2 separate regions of the Mus musculus genome follow, and region 1 is linked to region 2. Evidence: chromatin loops called from intact Hi-C (ENCODE). Cell type or tissue: heart. All regions are shown on one strand. Links, peaks and the distances in the headings refer to the core of each region. The heading gives the core; the rest is flanking DNA.

Region 1 (3,022 bases), core at 143-2,642, 56 kb before region 2:
GGGGAATTTGGATTCCCTGGTTTACTTACCACCTAACAATGTCACTATTGAAACACATCACGTTAAAGACCATATGCTCTCTCTCCAGAAAGCACACACAAATACTATTTCTGTTGAAAAAAAAAAAAACTAAACAGAAATTGTAGATTTGCATATTTCTCATTCAAAGACTGATCCCATTTGAATGATTCCTTTGTCACAGAATGCTTTTCCCCAAGTGGGCCCTAACAGGAGCTAAATTAGATATCATGACTTACAAAAGGTCACGAGGAGTCATCTAGTGAACTAGAAATAGAATCCACAAGCCTTTCTTTTGAGTCCTCGAATTTAAAAACAGAAACTTTACTATAGAGAAAGAAAAACTGAAGTAGCCTTAGTAGACTCACTTGTCATTCCTGGAGCAGGGAATCCAAAGCAACCAAAGTGAATGGACTGTGAGGCCAAGAGATAAATCAAGCACAGGGACTGCTGTCCAGTGGGGAGATGAGAGAAGGATCTATCCAGTGCTTATGCTCACCGAGAGGACCCTCAAGAGACGCTAATGCATCTTTACACCCTCCATGCAACTGGCACTGTGACCTGCATGTGACTTAGAAGCAAGCACTCCCTATCTGAATGGTGGCCATAAGATAAGCACCAGCACAAGGCTGTGGAGGTTGGCAGAGAACGAAGGACAGCTTTGTGAAGGAGGTGACATTTGAGCTGTGCCTGGAAGATGGGGAGGTTTTCCCCACAGGCAGCATGGATGGGGGGGGGGGTGCAAGAAAGCAATGAGTTCTAAGAAAGAACAAAGTGTGGAGAGAGCACAGTGAGCCAGCATGCTAGAGCACAGGAAGTAGGAAGAACTATGGCCCAAGCAGAGGGACCCTTGACAGCAAGCTCCCAAATTTCACTGTGACTGTCACTGAAGGGCTAAACAAGTGCACATAGTGATGCCACCAGGGTAGAACTTCCTGCCACTTCATGCCACTCTGCCCTTTGAGGCTGCCCTGGCTGAGTCAGGAATAGTGCACTTCTTTTGATTGCCCTGTTTGTATGTGGTTTGGTTTGGAGGTTTTATGTGGTTTTGTTTGTTTTTTGGCCTTTCCCTTTTCCTTACAGTTTTTCACAGCATATGGTCCTGATTATGTGCTGGAAATCACGCCAAGCTGCCGGCCAGACCGCAATGAGCCCCACCGAATCCAGCAAATCCTCAACTACATCAAAGGTGAGCACCACCCTCCAGTCCAGTGTGTGGTGGCCTGCCGCTGGGGGCTTCCTCAAATACCATTTGTCTTTTGGCAGCTAATCATTCCATTGACTTGGAAAGGAAGCCTCTTTTTGGCCTGACATCTCATAGCCGGAATTCTACACAAGCCACTCACTCTGGTTGAGATTGTCACTTGGCTGGCTAATGTCACCTTCAGAAGAACAAAAGGTTCAGCTTTAAGGCACTTCCAAGGGAAAATGAGTTATAAAATATTCTGAGAGCCTTTTTCTTTGAAAATGCCAACAGTAAAACCATCTTTAAGGGTTAGGTTATATGTCTCAGTGGTAGAGCATTTGCCTACCACTCCATCTCCAATGCTCTGAAAAAGCAAAACAGAAAAACTCCTCTTTAAATTAAGGGAAGTTCAAGGGAATTTAGACCTGAGGTGTTACTATATGGAAGGAATTCCTCCCCCAAACACTCTTGCAGCATGGTCTAAGAGAGGGCCTTGCAAGTCTATGGAGGTCTTGTGAGCAATCAGGGAGTTTAATGCAGCCTTGCTCTTAGAACCCAAGAGCACAGCTACTGCCCTCTACCCCTCCCCCCAATTTATTTTGTCCCCAGGATAGAGAGAAATGGTAGTTATGGCTATATAGTCCACTAGATTCTTGGGAGGGTCTTTGCTCTTAGCTTTCCATTAGAATCCCCTCCCAACCTCTCAGCTGCTTCTCCCCCACCCCTTTTAAAAAGACTTACCTATCATTTAAGTGTTTAAAGCAGTCATTTTCCTGGTGTGCATGCGTGCGTGCATGTGTGCATGTGTGTATGTGTACATACACTTGGATCCTATTTGCAGAGTTAAGAGGCCAAACATATCATATTGCCTGCCAAAGAGCGAAATTCTCTTGTTTATTCATAAAATGACACAGACAGTGCCAATACCCACTTTTGACTCCTTCCCTGGAGTGCAGTCCTGTGTGAAAAGAGGCCTGCTCAAAGCTGGGCTCATCTAAGGGGATATGCAGTGTTCTGAGGGTCTTTACTGAAAGCTATGTTCAGTAGCAGAGTGAGCTCGATGACAACAGCAGAGCCCTTGGTAAGGACCGTGCTTCTGGGGCTCTTTGGACCTGAGAAGATTTTCTATGCTAATAGTCTCAGACCTCACAGTTTACCCTCACAGCTCATCGCCCCTTGTAAGGTCCTGCAACCCAAAGCTTCTTCTGCCCCTAAAGTTTCAAATCACCTTCCTCTGATCTCCTGGTAGCTTCCCACTCTACAAGTCCTCACTTTCTAACAGGTCTTCCTCCCATCTCAAATCTTGAAGACCTTCATAGTCCCTCTGTTGCTGACCCTTCTTGCTCTGCTACAATCTGGACAAACACTGGAGATTTGCACCCTTCCCCCCTGACTTCCCTCCGCTCCTCTCAGCTCCAGAACACAGACCCTATTTTCCTTGAGATTGTTTCTAAACCAGTTTCACTGGTTCACGCTTATCACTCCTTCTCCTTCCTTGCCATTTTCCCTCCCAGGCTCTAAATTCTGGTGGCGCCCAAAGCACTAAAACCAGACAGCAGACACATACCTCTGCAGTACCTGCTCATACCTCAAGTGTGCACATGAATGGATGCCCTTGCCTCTGCACACATTCCCAGGCCCATTGGCTCTTGGGGAAATGAAATGGCAAAGAGGAGGAGCTGTGAGGGAGGTGATGCAGTGAGATGAGCTAGCAGGGAAACCTACTGGACGAGCAAGTGAGGGGGATTCAGGGTAAAAGGCAGTGCTGAAGTTAAAACAAACGGAGGGCACAGCCATCAAACTTCTTTGAAGTGTATT
Region 2 (3,022 bases), core at 303-2,802:
AAAAAATCAGAAAGAAAAAAGATCTTCAGGTCATCAAAGCCAACTAAAAAGACACAAGACACAGACAGTGAAATGACTCTGTAACAGTCCTCCCCCCACTCACACCCCCTTTTCCTTAACATCGTACTTTTTCAAACGACAATGTTTTCCAAACAGTATAAACTGAATTGTTGAATGGAAGGAGTGTGTGTGTGGACGGTGGGGGGGGGGGTGTAGGGTGGGAATGGGGGAGGCTTGATTAGAGGACAGTAATCCTGGTGGCCTTCCTGCAAGGGGTGAATGAGGTGAGAGTTTCTACCCACAGGGAACATGCCTTGAAATGAGAAGCCCCAGATATCTTTCAGTGAGGATTGTAAGACACCTTACCAACACAAGAGACGTGCTCTACGTGCAAGATGTTATTCTTGCTAGATGTGAATAATTATATAATCATAATAAAATAACCTGGCATCGTGGCAAGAGGAATCTCTGCGAACTCAGTGGCAATCTTTTCGAACCCGCTGCCTGTTCTTGGCTTTTCCGTGAGCCATGTGAGTTGCATGCATGCACCTAGCCCCACGGTCCGGTAGAACAGCATTTCCCAGCGTCGTCGCATCCTGCCAGCCTCCTTCTGCCCTGGATGACCACAGGACAGAAAGCCTTGAAACCAACCTTGGGCCTTGAGGGAAGCCACCGCTGCCATATGATCTCTCTAAGTGCCCCTGCACAAAATGTAGGGAGTTTAGGGGGTAAGGGACACGCCAACCTCGGCCATTCCACGATGAGAAGACATAGCTCAAAAAGAGCAAACCGGCTCGGAGGAAGCCCTGCAGAAAACTAAGACCCGTGCCTTGCCTACACCGTCCCGTGTGCAAGTCCCTCTTCTGGACCTTTCCCTAAGCCAACAGCTCTTCTCTCTATCCATTGAAGCCCGTCCTGGCGACCCACTTGATTTAGGTCAGAAAACAGACACTAACAGCTCTCCCTCGCCTCGGTAAAATTACTAAGTGGAATTTATTGGGCAAGTCCATGCAGGGTGGTGGGGAGAGCCCACGTCCCAGGTTCGGGCTGTCACTAGTTTTAGAAAAACAAGTATAGGCCAGAGCACTGGGCGAGAAGTGACCATAATCAGAGACCATCAGCCCCACCCCAGTAGCTGCGTCGTGCCCCCAGGGCTGAGGGACAGGAGGGGACGCACGCACTCTGTTCCCTAGCCCGCCCTTTGCTTTCACAAGATCCACGGTGACTGCACCAGCTCGAGCGCCTTTAAAGGGCCACACACGCCAGCCCGCCGCTATAAAATGTTCCCGGCGGCACAGCTGCAGAAGTGCGCTGCCGAGCTGCGGTGAGGAAGCTAGCTCCGCCCGGCTGCTCCTCCCACAACCTATCGGCGCGGGGCTGCTCCTGGCAGAGAGGACCAGACGCGAGGAAGGCACAGCACCCACTCGGGCCCTCCGTAAGTATCCAGTTCAGATTTTGCCACCAACTCGCCCACGAGCCAGGACATGTGCTAATAATGCTCTAAGCTGGTTATAAAGACGTGAAAATTGGGGGGAGAGGGAAAAAAGGGGGGAAAGGGGTCTGTCCTTCCTGGGATTCCTAGCCGAGGCCAGCCTGCTGCTGTGTGCTTGTGCGCCAGGGCTCTACGGGAGGCAGTGGGGGCTTAAGAGCCCGGTCCCCGCGCCGAGAACCAAGCGTGGTGGCTGTGATCGCCACCGCCCCGGAGTCCGGGCGCCGGAGCTGCGGGCCGGCAAGAGCGCGGGTCGGGGCAGCTCGGCGCTGCCCGGTGCGGTGCGGCGGCGCGGCGCGGCGCGGCGGTGCAGGCTTTTCCCAGGCGCCCTGGGGTCGCGTGGCCGCCCGTGCGGCTGGGGACTCTGAAGCGAGTGGCTAGCGGCGGCGGCGGCAGTGTGCGTGCCAAGGGGGCTCGGGGCTAGGTCGCTTCGTCCGTACCTCAGCTCCTGTGAGCTTTCCTCTCCCGGGCAAGCAGCTTCGCGGAGGTAAGCCGGGCCGCCCGGCAGGACGCTGGGCTGGGCAGCAGGGGCCGAGGGCACCGGAGGCGGCCAAGCTGGCCGCGGGGCTGGGGGACTTGTTTGCTGCCGGAGCTGCCGGGCAGAGGGGCGGCAGCCCGGGCCGGCCCGCGGGACGCGGAGCCCACTTGTCCGGAGAAACCCGCAGCACATCCACTCCGGCGCCCGCGCTTTCTCCGGCTCTGCTTCCCCGACTTTGCCAATACCCAGGACTGCATCAGGCCGCTCGGGGGCCGCACAAAGCTCTTGTTTCCTGGGGGGCTGGAAGCGAGAAGGGCTTCTGGCTGAACTCAGCCAAGCTGCGTGCTGCAAGTTGGAACATTCTGGCAACTTGCTTTCCCCACGCAGCACGACCCCCGTGCACACGCCCCTCTCGGGGGAAGCGGCCGCGCGGCGCCCAGCCTCTGCCTCACGGGGAGCCTGATCAGGGGCGGGACAGCTAGTCTGAACCATGCCACTTTTAACGTTGTGACCTTGGGTTAAGTTATCGCACCCACCTCGGCACCTCGAATCTTTGCTAGCCAGCTGCGAGCAGCGGCAGCAGCGGACGCTCCGAGGGCGCTCGGAAGTGTCTGTGAGGCGCGCGAGCCACTGCCGCTGGCGCCAAAGTGCGCCCCCGCGCGCGGAGACGCTGCGGGTCCCCAAAGTCGCGCTGACGCGGAGACCCCGTGCTTCGTCGCCTGTCTGCTTCTGAGCACCTGAGGTAAAGGACGCTTGGAGCCCTCCGGCACTGGTGCTCGCGCCTGGCGTGCCGGGCTCCGTTCGGCCAAGCCCGCCTCGGTGGCTCTCTCCGGGCGCGTCGAGGAGGCCCCGGCGAGCTGTCCGTAAACAAGGGGCCTTTAGTTTTAAGGTGGCGAGTCTAGCTGGGCTGCTTGGAGAGCGTGCAAGCCAAGCCGCAGTGCTGTTTGGACATTTAGATTTCTCAGTAGCAATGGAGGTGGAGTATACCGGTTGGTGCCATTTTAACTTTTGCTCTCGGGACAGGTTCGAGATGACCCCCCCCCACCTGCCGCGCT

What was found. Hi-C counts contacts between places; a loop is a spot of excess contacts. Peaks named below come from ENCODE experiments on the same cell type or tissue, not always from the same donor. Only the 100,000 strongest peaks of a DNase experiment are listed, where the experiment ranks them.
Region 1: it touches region 2 in a loop (2.3-fold over the local background); 2 of 42 quality-filtered maps call a loop at or near these places.

Annotation. Positions count from the first base shown.
Region 1 is chrX:102,305,824-102,308,845 of GRCm38, reverse strand. It overlaps Hdac8 (histone deacetylase 8), which reads left to right. Exons shown (of 11, transcript NM_027382.4): 10 at 1,102-1,207. All of the region lies in intron 2 of Gm32262 (a long non-coding RNA gene), which reads right to left. Among named protein-coding and RNA genes, the nearest start is that of Gm32262, 11 kb to the right of the region's middle. In heart, for the core only: no CTCF peak of the experiment used is centred there; no DNase peak of the experiment used is centred there; H3K27me3 peaks cover 1,489 bases.
Region 2 is chrX:102,250,447-102,253,468 of GRCm38, reverse strand. It overlaps Cited1 (Cbp/p300-interacting transactivator with Glu/Asp-rich carboxy-terminal domain 1), which reads left to right and starts at 1,288. Exons shown (of 3, transcript NM_001276466.1): 1 at 1,288-1,435. Gm14858 (predicted gene 14858) reads right to left here and starts at 818. Exons shown (of 3, transcript NR_040285.1): 1 at 445-818. In heart, for the core only: no CTCF peak of the experiment used is centred there; a DNase peak (open chromatin) is centred at 1,348; H3K4me3 peaks cover 2,500 bases; H3K27ac peaks cover 2,196 bases; H3K27me3 peaks cover 2,500 bases.